Linked DNA regions of Homo sapiens: region 1 is linked to region 2. A link is a loop called in an ENCODE intact Hi-C map of the cell type or tissue named here. Cell type or tissue: HepG2. All regions are shown on one strand.

Region 1 (8,000 bases), 58 kb after region 2:
TCACTGGAGTTATCTCATGTGAAAAGCACCTTCCAGAATGGGTAAGAGGAACCCAGGAAGCTTCTAAGCTACTGTGGCTAAATTCAACACCTCCAATGTTCCCTGCTCCTCCCTTTATGACATTAATGATCCCCAAGGTCACAATATCAACATAATGAGAAATCTGTTGGAGTAAATCAGACTAAGTGTTTGTGCTTGTGCTGAAAATGCAACAGAAGAGACTGAAGTTTTCACTCAACTTTATCATTTTAAAAACCACTCTGTGAATACATTAAAAACCATCAAATTGTATGCTTTAAAATGGTGAATTTTTAGCCGGGCACGTGGCATGCACCTGTTGTAGTCCCAGCTACTTGGGAGGCTGAGGCAGGAGAATCACTTGAACCCGGGAGGTGGAGGTTGCAGTGAGCCGAGATCGTGCCACTGCTCTCCAGCCTGGGCGACAGAGTGAGATTCCGTCTCAAAAAACAAAACAAAACAAAACAAAAACAAAAACAAAACAAAAAAGAAAACCCCAAAAATAAATAAATAAAATGGTGAATTTCATGATATATGAATTAAATCTCAATAAAAATATAAAAAATGATTACAGCTATAGTTAAATAATTATTTGTTTAATTGCCCTTCAATGCATGTCTCTCACACTAAATAGTAAGCTCTTTGCAGGCAGAGATTCTTATTTTGTTCAAATCTATATCCCATGAGCTTAGTACATACTAGGTGCTTATTAAATGCTGTTTTTGTTGAATGAATGAACACATGAATGAATGAAGCCCAAAGACACAGCCATAGGGCTGTGCAAATTTTTTTTGCAAGAACACTGATTACAGGTTTTCTTTCCTCTTAAGCTTTAACAAACTTACATTTAAGACATATGACAAGCAAATTAAACTGTCGATCTGCCAATCTACCCATCATCCATCCATCCAGCCACCCTCCAACAGATAGAGTGACTCAGGGTAGAGTAATGGGTTATGGGCATCCATCCTACAGGTAGCACAAGGAGGAAAAAACACCTACACCAAAATGCCATAACTTTGCCAGAGGCTGGACTTTCTAGACCCCACGTCCTTTCAAGGAGAACTCAGTGGAAGCTCTTCAAAATACCATCTATTACACCATTAAGCAAGGCAGTTAATTTTGATCTTAGCCAAGTCTGCCCAGCCAGTTAGATAAACAAAATTCTTTCAACTGGGGAGATCTTGTCAAAGGACAAACAAACTAATTTTAGCATTCATTTCCCTGCTGGATTTTTATTGCTGGTGAAACAACACACACGGTTGGGTAATTACACACACACAGGCATGTAGACAAGGCCCACATGTACAGAACCCTGGCTTCCTGCTAAGGCCAGACTGTGGGGCCTGGTGAGCATTCCAGACACAGAATGCTGAGAAACGTTGCAGCCCCAGCCCAGCTACACCCGGGTGCAACGTGGATGTATCAGAAAACGACAACCCCAGAAAAGCGGGAAAGCCTCTGAGAAATGGGACTGAAATGGAACTGAACATGTGAGCTGGGCTTGCTGTTGGGAATTCTGACTTTGTTTTGGCAGAGGGGAGGGGAAAGGCAAAGCTAAATCAGGATCTTCTGCCTTCTCAAACTGTAGGAAGAAATGAAAGTCAGGGAGGTGAATGCAACTAGTCTGACAATGATCTAGTTTCAAGACTGCAAGTCTATTTCACTTATCGTGCGCATGTAGAGGGAGGGCAGGCAGAGTGATAAGGAAAATGGGGAACTTACCTCTTCTTTTAGAGATATGTAAACACATGTTCAACTGTTTTTTAAACAACAATATTCTTTGAAATAAATTCTGTTGTATGTCTCTCCTTGGGAGACGGCACAGCACCAGAGACAGAGCTGTGGTTAGAGCCAGCCTCACACTCAAGAAATTAATTTAAAATGTTTCTAAATTATTATCCACCAATTACAATGATTTACAAACAGCTCTGTATATATTTTTAAATAACTCCTGTATTATACAGTCAATGAAAAATATACAAATTTGGGTTTGCTGGACCAAAATTTGTATAGGAATTGGCTATTGTATACATCAATATAGACTGCCTTAACAAAGTGAAGGCCTTAAGAAAGCATAATTTACAGATGAAGCAGCCACGGGTGTGTTTATCTGAAACACTGGCTTTTGCCCAGAAGTGTTAAAAAAGCTTGTGTTTCTGAAGGTTCAGGGAGCCAGAGGACTGATGGCCTCATCCTCCACTTGAGGAGCTTTTATAAGAGGCTCACACTGGGTGAAGAAGAAATGACTTGTCTGAGGTCACAAGCAAAGGAACCAGCTGATCCAAGAACTCAATCTCAGAACACCCATGCCACACTTTCCTTCTCCTTGGAGAGATAAATAATTAGTGCTGGAGCCTAATGAGGTGCTGGTAACATCCTAATGTCTTCTGAGTGGACTCTTGCCTCAGTTGCTAAGCTACTGAACCATCTCCCCATTACCCTCCCGAGTTCTGCCATGATAGGTGGGTGGAGGCGGCTCTCCGCATCCACCTTCTTAAGCTTCCCCAGAGACCCCTGGATGGAAAGAGTCAGAGCCTCTGCTAAAGGGACAAGGTGTCTGTGGGGTGTTTTTCTTGCTTCCCTGGGGTGGCCCATGAGCATCAGGGTTAAGGAACATGACTGTTGTTAGACCCAAGTTGTTCAAATGCCTTCTCTGCCCCTTGCTGGCTGAAGGACCTAGTATACATCATTGTTAGTAAGCACTAATGGTACTAAATGCTCACTGGGTACTGTGTTAAGTGCTTCACATAAATCATGGCATTCAACCTTCAAAATAATCTTATCAAGTGTTATTGTCATCTCTATTGTTCAGATGAGGAAAACAGAGCTGTGGTTAAGATCCCAGCGCAGGCAGGTGAGTTCAAATCCCAACTGTCGCATTTCAGCGCAATTTCTTCTAGTTTAAGTTCCCTCATAGGATTGTGGCAGGTTAAATGAGACAGTGCATATGTTTAGAAAGCCCAGTGCCTGGCATATAGGGAGCACTTCCTAATCATTAGCTGCTTACAGGAGTGGCAAGACCTAGTTCCTGCTCTGGTGAAGCTCAAAACCTACTAGGGACTAAGACATGCAAATAGCTCTACTGCTACATAAAAGTGGTATAACAGATGAATGCATGACTGGCTTTGAGAACACACGGGAGAAAGCGTCGCAGAGGAGTGCTGTTTAAGTTGGCCCTAAAGGGTGCGGAGGAGTTTGCCAGCCAAAAGAGGATCCATCTAGACACATGGATAACCTATGCAAAAGCAGAGAGAAATGGCAGAGGGGAAGGTATGTTCAGAGAAGGGTAAGTAGTTCACTATTGTTAGAACACTGGGATCACAGCTAGGAACTGGGCTGCATGGGACCTGGGGGATGGTTTTGAACATCTTGGATGCCAGGCCTCTGCCTGTAAGATGGGGGATACATGAAGGTACTAATGAGTAACAGGCTCTGGCTTCTGTTTCAAAGAGAACGTCGACTTTTCGATTCTTCCAACATTCTGTATTCAATTTTTGGTGGGCATTTTCTCATCAGTACTTTCTTCTACAGATTTTTCAGAACACACCATTTCCTAGTCCTGTCTGAGTCATCCCAGACCTCTGGGAGCTGGCCAGACTTGAAGGGTAGTCCTCACCATCCCTCCAGTCAAGACAGACCTGTGAAGGCAACATGCCTTTTACAAAAGGAACTTTCTCTACAGAATAGGTTGGTAACTGACACTAGCTATGAAAAAGCTGTGGAATCTAACAGGACCTGCTAGAACAAATACTCCAGACTTCAAGTCTAACATTTAGTAAACAGATTTCTTCCCTTTCTTTAAATGTAATGATGCAACAATGTGGAACCAAGTGAAACTGGCTTTGTGAGTCACCTTCAGAAGCGGCGAAAGGTGGCTTCTCATTTCCAAAGTTCACAGTTCAACATGGCCTGCATAAGTAATACAAACTGACTGCCACTAATCTCACCAGAAATCACCTCTGTCAAGAACTGTGTGAGGAGAGAGGGGACAGAGAAGGAAAGAAATACGTACCGACTTGCTCTAGTCGAGTGCATTTCTAATAGAGCATGACATAAAAAAAAAAAAAAAAAAAAAACCTCTCAGATGCAAGAAATGAAAGAACAAACAGAAAACAAATCAATCCTACATAATTACTTTTCTTCGAAGACACGTCAGCCTGTCTCTATTTTTTGGACACACTTTTGGTTGAAACGTGGACACAGAAACATGGAATAATTACAAATGTGTGTGTAATATTCCTTGCCAATAACAATATAAATATCTGGACGTATATATCAACACATACTTTGTTGCATTAGATTGAAAAAACTAATGGGGGCTGACGAAAAGCCCTTGTTGTTGAGCAATGTCATCAACATCCAGATCCCCAAACATCATATGCTTTCACAGGCCCCTCTACTCAGTTATAATACAGTGTGACATTCATTCTCTGAGTTTATTAGGATGCAAATCGAGTTTCTGGACAGACCTGGAAAAGAATCCCTTTAGTTTAGGGCCTCTGAGAAGACAGATGAATCAACTTCACTCCGGGTCGTAGGAGGATGCACCGGCCAGCGAGTCTAACAAAGCTGCCTGCATCCTTTTGAAAAAAAAACTGACCTTGCTGGGTGTGGTGGCTCACGCCTGTAGTCCCAGCACTTTGGGAGGCTGAGGTGGGTGGATCACCAGAGGTCAGGAGCTTGAGACCTGCCTGGCTAACATAGTGAAACCCCGTTTCTACTAAAAAAAACCAAAAAAAACAAAAAAAAACAAAATGAGCTGGGCGTGGTGGCAGGCGCCTGTAATCCCAGCTACTCGGGAGACTGAAGCAGGAGAATTGCTTGAACCCGGGAGGCAGAGGTTGCAGTGAGCCGAGACTGTGCCATTGCACTCCAGCCTGGGCAACCGGAGTGAAACCCTGTCTCAAAAAAAAAAAAAAAAAAAAAAAGAAAAAAGTTGACCTCTCTGAAAAGAAAAGCAGTGGCCACATTGGCTCAAGGAAGAAGAGAATGCTCTGAAATGCAAAAATATGACTGGAAAAAAAAAGGGCTTAATTTCTCAGTGCGAATTATAAAACTGCAGCACTAAAATTTAGTGAATACTTAAAATTTTGCTAAGGAAACACATGGAAACCACTTTGTCCTCAATGAGTTTTTAGGCATAAATGTTCAGGCAAACGTGGCATATTTATCAAAACCTTTGTCCCCCACGACAAGTTCAGAGACATGTTGCAGTGACTCTAATATCCTACTCACAGCATATTCTTACATATTTTAGAATCAAATAAAGGTGAAATTCAAGCGAAGAACACAGTATTGCCTCTTCCTGATTATGGGTCACCCCAAACTGACACAAGATGAAACAAAACCAACAACAACCTTTGGAGAGAAAGCCCAAGGTGACAATGCCTTTCTCAGTTGGGGTTCCCTGTGGTAACAGGACTTTAACCATAAATAAGACAGACTGCACAATCCACACAGTTAAGAAACAAGAGGATGTGAGGTGGAAGAGGGGTAAGAAATGTAATCTTTCATTTTTATGACTTAGTGGGCAATTCTTCGGACAGACCCACACATCTTTGGCCTTCATGCCTTTGGGGGAATGCTTCCAACAACCGCTGACAGAGGCCAGTGGGAAATGTGACTTAGAGAATCCAACCAGTTTCCTACCTTTCTGCTTGATGCAAAATTGGGGCACCCTTTATGCGATTTCCTACTGTCCTCCAGGACTGTCAGCTCTTCAGGATGTCACCAAGTTGATAGCGACTTGTTCTTTTTAGGAGGATTTGGGAGTTCAATGTACATCGTGAGTAAAATCTTCCCTTATGTCACTCAAGCCTGGAACAGTCTCCTGTGGCCACAACACACACCACCTTGGTTCAGAGCATAGGATGACGTGACCATGGCATATAGACTGCACTGCTGCAAAGTTTCTTCAATGGCCACGAGCCATCCCCCAGGAGAACACACAGTTGAAGGGGCACCAGCCCCTGCTTCTCTGCTGCAAAGTGAGCCAGATAACCAGGAAAACCCAGATAAATCCTCTGGTCAAGGTACAGCAGGAAGTCAAGGCTGCTGCAGAAGTGAACTCACTCAGGAGTTCTGGAGCTGACTCTGGCTAGTCCCAGTCAACAGAGCACACCTCACTGGGGAGTACTGCAAAGATGTTGCTAAGCTAATCAAACAAGGGCTCAGATCTAGCAGGCCATGGGGACAGAGGCAGCAGCAGGAAAAGGTGGGCCTGAGTTAAAGAGGAGTCAAAAGGTCCCAGGGGCCCCCTGCCAGCCTCGCCAGGGAAAACTGGTGTCACAGACTTTTGCCATTTCTACTTCCTAAAGCCAGTGCTGAGGACTGCTTGAAAGAGAGAGAGACAGAAGAGATAGCGTGGGAGTCGCTGTCTGCAGCTCAACTCAACACACGCCTCTCCATCTACCTGCTGCTTGAAATACGGGCCATGGAGCAGTAGTTTCAACATCACCTGGAAGCTGTCTTAAAAAGCAATATCCGAGACCTTCTAAATCAGACTCAACATTTCCATAAACCCCCCAGGTGATTTGTGTGCACACTAAAGAAAAAGAAGCACTGGACCCGGGCAGTGGTCTCTGTAGAGGGGAGCACAGATGATCCAGGAGTGAAAACGCAAGTGCTTCTACGTATATTTATTTCTCATCAAGATCTTTCTGATTCCTATGTTTTTGCACGCTATAGAGTATATGCAATATTTCAATAGCATGGCACATATATATTTTAAAAACAACTACAACCAAATCCAGTTTACAGACCATTATCGAAATCAGAAATTCCTAAACTTTCTTATTAACCTCTTTGGAGAAACGAGTGAAAGCTAGGGACCTCATCTCACATATGTGCAAAATTCACATCCAGCATGAGTTGGCTCACAGACCTCGAGGCCCCACCTTAGCAGTGACTTTGCTAAAACAGGGCAGAAGTAGATCCTGGCTGAGCAGATGCTTCAACACACTCTACAATGATTTCTACATTGCAAGACTTGTCTGTTTGCTATAAACCAATTCCGCAGTGGCTCATGGCATTGCTACAATTCACGTTACCCTGAGTTTTAGCACACAGGCTCAATCTCACCACTGCTTGGGTCTTGCTTTCACCAAACTCCTAGCAGAGAGATTGATCACGTGGAGAATTTCTGTGTGGTGGTGAAACAGGCTACCAAGGTTTGTGTGTCTTTTGCAAAATGCAATGTGACTTTCCACAAGTTTAATAAAATTCCATCTAATACTAATTTCCAGAGCATTTTGGTTGAAAAAGATCTATACGTATATAAAGTCCAGGAGCATTTTAATTTGAAAGGCCTATAATAGCCCTAATAAAATACATACTCCGATGCACAAAGAGCCAAGGATTATAACAATAGTGTACTTATCACCCTTAAACCAATAGAGATATGTAAAATTTTAATTATAATCCATGGCTACGCTTGTTTGAAATGGACGCAGGCAGGGCACACTTCTGAAGAAAGGCTGCACACGTTCGAAAATTGACAGTTCCTGTGTCTGAAACTGGTCTTGCCTGAATTGTCTTTACTGTGGTTCAACTGTCAGTGTGGAATTGCAGCAAATATTTCTAGCATTAGCAGGAAGCTTTTTGTCCACCTTCTGAAAGATGAAACACATCCTAACACACAAGAGACAGTTCTCTAGACAAAGCCCCTTTAAGCTCTTTCTTAGAATGAAACAGATGGTGAAAGGAGATGGACTGATATCCAGGAATTCTCAAACCTCAGAATACAGGCAGATCCTCTGGAGAGCCTGACCAAAATGCTTATTCCAAGGCCTCAGCTTCATACACGCAAGATGTATTTAGTGAGGCCCAAATCTTGCATATTTTTAAAAAACAGACTTTACTTTTTAAGAGATTATTTCTCTAACACTGTACAGAAATTACAGAGTTCCTTTATATCCCCTCTTCCCCCCAACACTTTGCTCTATTATTATGTACACTTTTTTCTTAGAAACAGGGTCTTG
Region 2 (8,000 bases):
TACATTTGTGCATACTCAGTAGCACCTAATAGCTATACCCAGCAGATTCTCCTTCCATACTGGCAGGCTCCCCAACCCCAGTTCTAGAGCAGCTCTAGCTTAGCCTCTAGGTGGGACCCATACAACTCCATTTCCATCAGTGGCAGAGACAGCGCACATGCCCCTGGCCTGGGAATGTGGCTTGACTTTCTCTCTCTGGAAAGAACAATCATCCAGCCATCACATCTCCCTAGCTTGGTCCAGGGTGGTCACCTTCCCAGCTCTACTCTGAATCCTTCATGAGCTACATGCCGGACTATAAGGTGGCACCCCTTGGGATTAAAAAACGAGAAAGTCCCAGCCTCTCTGTTCCTGGAGCTCGCAACAGCGGAACCAGCCAACAGGACATCCACATGGGGACGTACGAAGAGTTCTATCCTGCCTTCCCCTCCATGCCTCGGCCAGTTGTTTCCATCTCAATGGTACCTCCTTTCTGAAGGGTTTTCTTCTGCCTGTTCTTGGAAGTCTATGTAGTCATTCGATATCCACATGGGAAGGTGAGGAAAGAAGCCACGCACAAGGGACTTCAGAAGGGAGGCCAGTCTTCTGAGAGCAAGAGGTGAGGCCTGAGGAGCATGATGTGGGGGAAGAGTGTGGGCTTTGGGTCTGACAGATCTGGGTTCAAGTGTTCGGTGCTGCCACTCATTTGCTGTGCATGACCTTGGAAGACATTGCCCTACTTATCTGAACTTATTAACTCATGTATAAAACATGGATGATAAATAGGTCTCTTACAGCATTGATGGTGAACTCAGTGAACTCAGTGTGGGGGGACTCAATAAACAGTGGTTCTATTCATTACCAACTTTCCTGCCTCTGAAAATCCCCAGCACTCTGTTGTCCATCTTTAGCATTTATCCTGCCTTTGTCTTGCATTATGGGAGAACAGGTACTTGTCTCTTCTGCCACTGGGCCACAGGCCTTTGGAAGGCAGGGATATTCCCTCCCTGTGCCATATCCCTTGCGGATCTAGATGCTGAGCTGGCTCAAGTTTAAGCCCCAGTGACCATGGAGATAATTATCTGCATCAACATCATCGCCTGCCAGTCATCCTGCCAGGCACTGTGTCCCTCCACATACATCCTGAACTCATCTTATCCTCTCAGGCTGTGTTATTATCCACATTTTACACATCAGGAAAATACAGGGCTGAAGAGGAAAAGTAACTTACCCAGCGGGTGAGCAGAAGGGGGCACCCCTCCTCACCCCCAGCCAAACCCCATCCCTACATCCATGCCAACATCTAGAGAGCTCTAGGGTCACTCAAGGCCACACAAGACAGGAATCCTTGCCACATAATTCAGAATTTTATTTCCCTGAGTAGCAAAAAATAAACTGACATGGAATTATCTTTTTCCTCCGCATATGTTATTAAACATTTCACAGGCATTGAAAATGAGAGGAAATCTTGATGTGTGCATCTTTGCTCCTCAGCACCTGGGATGGTGCCTTCCACAGAACTGAGAGAAAATACTGAATGTACAGATGAATATGTGAGGGAGTTGCGTGTGTTTGTTAAAGCCCTTTGCCACCAACATCTGTCCTCAAAATAAAATACTGCAAAGTAAGATGAGTTGCTTTGAGACTACAAACAAAATATATTAAGAACGTAGTCAACCTTTAGTTAACTGCCATGAATGGAGGCTGGAGGCAGAGGAACAGTTAACCCAGGTGGCAGGGGCTGGGAAGGGACGAAGGGAAGGAGAGGAGGGAGGAAGGGAGGGAGAGATAAGAGAAATGGAGGGAAGGAAGAAGGAAAGAAAGTAACTTCTGAGGAACCATCCAGTCTCAGGCACCTAGGGAAGCATGTGCTGATAAAGCATTTCCCTGTTACTTTCACACTCACCCTTGAAGGTGCATCTAATTAGTGCCATGTTATGGATGAGGAGGCAGGGGCTCGGAGAGAGTGCTTAGTTCATCCAAGGATGTCATAGAGTGAGGAGCACAACTCAAGATCATGTGGCTTCCAGGTCCACACCTACTCCCTGACACCTCAATTTGCTTGGCCAACCGGACTCACCAGCTCTCCTGGAGGAGTTGCTCAAGAGGCTCTTGGGCCTCAAGCAGGGGATTCTCTGCCTGGCCCTGAGGAAACAGTGGGCACAGGAGCTGATGCTGGACAGCTGGGCACCTGTGCTCTGTGGGGGGCATTCTCCGTTGCTCCTCAATGTCCCCAGTGATAGCGGAGTCCCTCACAGACAAAAGGAATCTCCATTCCCAATGATCCGTCTCCTCTTCTTTCAATCAGCTATACGAGGCTGTTTCTTAGGTTTTCCAGACAATAACTTCCCTGTTCCTGAGATGCTTTAGTTATTTCTCAGAGGCTTTTCAAACAGCAAAAACCTAGGCAGGCAACCTGTCCTCAATTTGCTTTCCTGATGGACATGCTGAGCCACTTCTCCCTGCCTCCCCACGCCTTGCCTGGCAGACTGTGTGCTGCCCACCTGTTCCAGGGTAAACCAGTATGTGACAGGAACCCAAATGAGCCACAGCATAGAAGGCGCAGCTCTTGGGAAGGGTACAACGCACATCTTCCCATTGCCTGATGCCGCTCAGACAGGAGTAATGGCCCTTAGCATTCCTCAGCGTGATATGAGGGAGGAGGATGGGAGCCTGTGAATTATGCTGATTCAAATATTTTGAGATGCTCCCTGGACAGGAACAAAAGGAATGTCACTAAAAATCCATTTAAAGAAACCATTGCGTTAGAAATCTTAGTAACTATTGGTGTAATCTGCATTTAGTTTACTTTAAGACCTACTTTTTTTTTAGTTTTCATTTCAACATTTTAAACTCAGGTAGTTTTATAGGAAAAAAAACCTACCCAATGAGTAGTAAACCATTTACATCCCTTAAAATAACTTCTGATCTTGATCAAAAGGCATGTTTGTGCAGAATCCTGCAGCCTTTTCTGATGTGACATTTACAAGATGAAAGCAAAGAGCTGGTCTAAAGAGCTGGGGCGACTGTATCAGCTAGAAAATCATGTACAAATCCGAGTTGTTTATCAATGTGGAACCAGAGATTTCAATTCCAGCTTTGCAAGAAGGGAACAAAGGCAAGGACATTCTTCCAGTACAGTGTTTTACTGGCTCCACCTGCATCTCAGGAGCAAGCTTCTCCTACCTTGTAAGTCAAAAATGGAAACCTCATGGATCTCTCTCTCTCTCTCTCTGCAGTACCTCTAATAGCCTGCCTCCTGAATATGTAGATGCAGGGTGAGCAATTCCTTGGTTCCTTCCTTAGTATCTAAGGACAGTCTGGTTGTTCTTATCTTGAATATACAATGAGCCTCAGGAAAAAAAAATTAGTGTTCACAAGGAAAGGAAAATTGGTGGCAGGAGCATAGCCTGGCTGGGCACTTCTGACTTGCGTCTAATCACTGATGAAACAGTGATCGGCTTGTGAAGTGTGGCTTAGGTTTTGTTTGTTTGGTTTTTGTACAGTAAAGTACACAAATCTTAAGTACATAGCTTGAATACATTTTAGAAAATTAACATACTTACATAGCCACTGCTCAGATTAACATACAGAGCATTACCCATGGCCCCCTTTCTAGTCATATGGGTAGTTTTTGTTTCTTAAAACAACTACCACCACCCACTGTCACTAGGTTGGGTTTCTGAACAATAATCAGAAAGTCTGGCTCAAATGAAGAATACAAGAAGTAACTGGGAATCCCAGGGGCAACACCTAATGTATTTCATCAGGCATTAAACGTTTCCATTTCTGTGGGACAGAATTACTCCCACACTCTGATACATCCTTTTTTTTTTTTTTAGCCCTATTGTCAAAGAAGAGATACCTTTAAAAGAAAATAGATTTCCAAATCAGCTCCTATCTGTATGAAGTAAAGCACTGCTGAGAAAGGAAGAGGTTATGGAAGGGAGTGAAAGACGGGGCAGTGCTAGTTCTGCCTCCCCGCAAGGTTGCTCTGAGAGACTTTGTCCCAAACAGATTTCTCCAAGGGTTCGCCAAAGATGGGGGGTGGGGAGGGGTGGCGCCTGCAAATGGGAGGGATCAATCATGAAAAAGATTCCAGCCTACGACGCCAATGCCACCACAGCTGGCCAGTTCTGGTGCTGGTCAGTCCCAAACTGGGGACAAGCTGTGAGGACAGCACTTTACGTTTCCACTAGTAAAATGGGCCTTTCAGAACCATCCCTTGCCAATCATGAAGGAATGGTCTGAGGGTCAGTGAACGTGTCCACATGAAACTACACCACATTTGAAACATGAAATCTGAAGCCTTAAAGTAGGAATGGAAAACTCCAGTGCCTTGGGGTCAGGCAGGTAATTTAAGGAGTACAGCTGGCCAGCAGGGTAGCAGCTGTGCACACTGGAGCAGGAGTGGCAGGTCTAAGGGGTTGGATACTGGGACATCTGTTGATTGTCACCACATGGAGAATGTAGGCTCAAGGAAGCAATATCTTTGTTTTTCTCAAGAGCAACCAGGAAGACATTTTCATGTGAAATAATATAATTCTAAAAATTTGACAGGGAATCTAGTTTAAAAGAAGGGTAACACTGTGGGCCAAATAAAACACGTCAGCAGGGGAATGTAACCCAGAGACAGAGTTCTCAACCACAGGTCAGGACATCCCGGCCTTCCGGTCCAGGGTTCTCAATCTTTATTTCCACCCCATCCTCCTACAGGGATTAGACACGTGCCCCTGGATAGCAGTGGCTTGCTGCGGCAAATAAGAGACACACACTCTGGGCTGAAAATTGCTAAAGTCCCACATCCTTTTCTGTTGTTTGTTTTTAAACAAATTATGAAACCGAGGTCCAGGGAGGAAGAGTGATTTCATCAAGTCCACACAGTGAGGGTGGTGAAGCCTCCCTACTCCCGTGTCCACCATCCGCTGCCTGACCCCTCCCTTGTGGACACAGGTCAGGGTCAGGAGGTGAGAGCAGAGGCGGCAGGAGGCTGGGCCTCATCTCATCAACCTGGAGATTCTGGTTGCCCCAAATGGCCCTCTTACCCCACAAGCCCAAGGTTCCCTGCTGCCAGAGGCTGCTGGAGGAGCCTGGGAGGGCCTGTGTTCCTCACCTGCACATCCAGGTTTTTTCGAGAGGAGGCAGGTGTGTTGGCATAAGAGCTGATGGAGGAGCTGGTGTTGATGTCATCAGTGCTGAGGTTGTCTATGGTGTCGCTGATGCCGCTGCTGACGGAGCTGCTGTCGTCCCAGCTGCCAAGACAAACACACATCCTGAGCACCAAAACCTCAGGCTGTTCCAGCTCAGGCTGATGACACAGACAGACAAACACCATCCCCGAAAAGATCCAATCTGTGCCATGAAGCCCCGGACAAAGCTCTCTTGACTCAGATGTGACTCATCTCCACATCAATCATTGCTGTCTGGGATTGGAAGCTGGGTGAAGAGGCTGACAGATACCTTCCCCAAACTAAGTGCTTCCATAGCAGGGGTGGCTACAGACACTACCCATGTCCTACCCCATTCTCAACTTCATCCTGAGAATTTTATGGAAACCAATTTGTTCCTTCCCAGGCCTAGTGGCAGAGTAGGGGCAGTGAGTCTGGGGACTAGAGCTAAAAGCATGCAGGGAAGGACTCCGCAGCAGGCACCTGTCGGGTCAGAGGGCAGAGCTGCTGTATGACTTCTGCAGACTTCACTCCTGGAATGAAACGCCGAGCGAGGGAGAGCGGCAACAGTTAGGAGAAACCTGTCAACTTGGTTAGCAGCTCTAACTCTAATAATATCCCCAAATACATCTAAAATAGATGTTCTTCATTTCCCAACCCTCCAACCGAATGAGGTCAGTCCCAAGCTGCCTAAGTCCAGTCTCCTAGCAATGGTTCTTTCTTTCTTTTTTCTTTTGTACCATCTCCCCACCTGCCAATACCACCACCACGTTTAATCCAGCACCCAGTCCTATCACCTTGCTTCCAAAACATATCCAAATGTGCAGTTCTCTGCCCCCACTGCCACCCTGCAGTTCATGGTGCGGTCAATGCTGCCTGGATTACTGCTAAAAGGCCAGCTGGTCTCTGTGGTCTGCTTCTGCTCCCTAATGGTCCATCCGCCCGCAGCAGTCAGAATATCCTGTCACTTTACTGCTTAATACCCTTGAGTTGTTTCTCAGGTAATTAAGAGTCCAAACTCTCTATATGGCCCCTCAAGACCCTCTGAGCTTGCCTCCTACCCCAGTCCTGTTTTGCACCCCTCTCCATTGCGAGTGGCTCTGATCACATGCACTTCTGTTCCTTCTAAGCCAAGATTGCTCTCTTTGAGGCTTTCTGTTGCTTGTCCCTCTTTCTGAACACTTGCCCCTGCCTCCTCTCATCTTTCAGATCTCAGCTGAAGAGTTACCTTCTCAGGAAAACCACCCCACCAGCCATCAAGCCTGTCACACTCTGTCACGTCACCCTGTTGCATTTACTCATTTGTTTGCTGTGGTGTAGCAGATATGTAGCAAGTGCTCAATAAATACTTGCTAATCGAGGGCTGGGCACAGTGGCTCATGCCTGTAATCCCAGCACTTTGGGAAGCCAAGGCGGGTGGATCACCTGAGGTCAGGAGTTCGAGACCAGCCTGGCCAACATGGTGAAACCCCATCTCTACTAAAAGTACACAAAAATTAGCCGGGGGTGGTGGCACATGCCTATAATCCCAGCTACTTGGGAAGCTGAGGCAGGATGATTGCTTGAACCCGGGAGGCAGAGGTTGCAGTGAGCTGAGATCACACCACTGCACTCCAGCCTGGGCAACAGAGTAAGACTCTGTCTCAAAAACAAACAAACAAACAAAAAAAAAAAAAAAAACAAAAAAAAAACTTGCTGATCGAAACTTACAGAAGTGAGAAGTCACGTAGACAATAAAGCAGAATTCCAAGATCAGTGTGACACTACTCTAATTGACCTATAGGGGAAAAGGGTATTATTGTTTTTCTATTGTACAGGCAGAGAAAGTGAGGCTTAGAAAAAAATAGATACCCTGTACAAGGTCAGAGGGCTAGGAAGAGACAGAGTGGATCTTGATCGAGCCATTCTGATTCCAGAACCAACTACCCTCTTTACTGTGACTGCAGACAGTTTTGTATTATGTCAATTCTCAGCACACACCAGATGTGACACAGCCCACTTTCTCAGGAGGACGCCAGGCTTGGGAGGCCAGGCAGCCTGGTTAAAGGCCGCTCAGCCAGGAGTGGCAGGTCTGATACCAAAGCATTGACTTAACCTCATTATTCTACCACTCAGTCTTCCACAGTCTTGCTGAAAGCCCTACAAAGTGGCAGCGTGGAACCTGGGAAATGCTGAGTGGTTGAGATTTTGAAAGCCAACAGAACGTCTGCCACACACACACATAACCCCAAAGTTCTAGTTCATTCCAGCAGCTTGGAAGATACCTGCCTGTACATCTTGAGCTCTGCTGATCAGGCAGGAAGACAAAGGCTTACTAAAAACCTGTTTTCATCACCTTCTCCTTCAACACTATTTGGCTTCCAAAACCCAACCTGGAACATCGCACAGAAATGCAGGGGAATGTGAGGGTGGTCCCAAGGTGGGAGGATGAGGCAGGGAGAGTGAGGGCTCAAAAGGGGCTTATTGTGAATGAATCCACAAGGGTCCAGCAGCTCTGGAACTCTGCACACTTCACTCCTGTAATTCTACTTCTTGTGCCCAGCCCTCCATCCTGTTCCAAATTCTTCCTTTAAGGCTTTCTTCAAATACTCCAGCCCACCCACATCATCTCCTACTTTAAATTCCTACATAGTGTCACACATTTCTATTTGCTTCTATACACTCTTACACAGTTTTCTAGCTATTCTCTATACAAAGGGCCGTCCTATCGTCCAAATATATGCAGGGGCCTGCTTAGCGATAACAACTAAGTGCTTATCATGATCAGGCATTGTGCTGGGTACTTTAAATATATTGTTATAGGTTTCTCCAGTCCTCATATCATACCTGCAAGGTAGGTATCATCCTGCCCAT

What was found. Hi-C counts contacts between places; a loop is a spot of excess contacts. Peaks named below come from ENCODE experiments on the same cell type or tissue, not always from the same donor. Only the 100,000 strongest peaks of a DNase experiment are listed, where the experiment ranks them.
Region 1: a loop joins it to region 2, with 7 times the contacts of the local background. A loop is called at or near these places in 10 of 110 quality-filtered maps.

What each region holds. Positions count from the first base shown.
Region 1 is chr11:19,974,748-19,982,747 of GRCh38, reverse strand. The region is part of intron 10 of NAV2 (neuron navigator 2); the gene reads right to left. It overlaps NAV2-AS3 (NAV2 antisense RNA 3), which reads left to right and starts at 1,374. Exons shown (of 2, transcript NR_174949.1): 1 at 1,374-1,511; 2 at 3,553-4,049. RefSeq lists a silencer at 3,471-3,765 and an enhancer at 3,068-4,267. In HepG2, no CTCF peak of the experiment used is centred here; DNase peaks (open chromatin) are centred at 1,277, 3,817 and 6,117; H3K4me3 peaks cover 2,846 bases.
Region 2 is chr11:20,033,190-20,041,189 of GRCh38, reverse strand. It overlaps NAV2 (neuron navigator 2), which reads right to left. Exons shown (of 38, transcript NM_145117.5): 12 at 5,093-5,231. Among named protein-coding and RNA genes, the nearest start is that of NAV2-AS2, 12 kb to the left of the region's middle. In HepG2, no CTCF peak of the experiment used is centred here; DNase peaks (open chromatin) are centred at 4,799 and 5,319; H3K4me3 peaks cover 396 bases.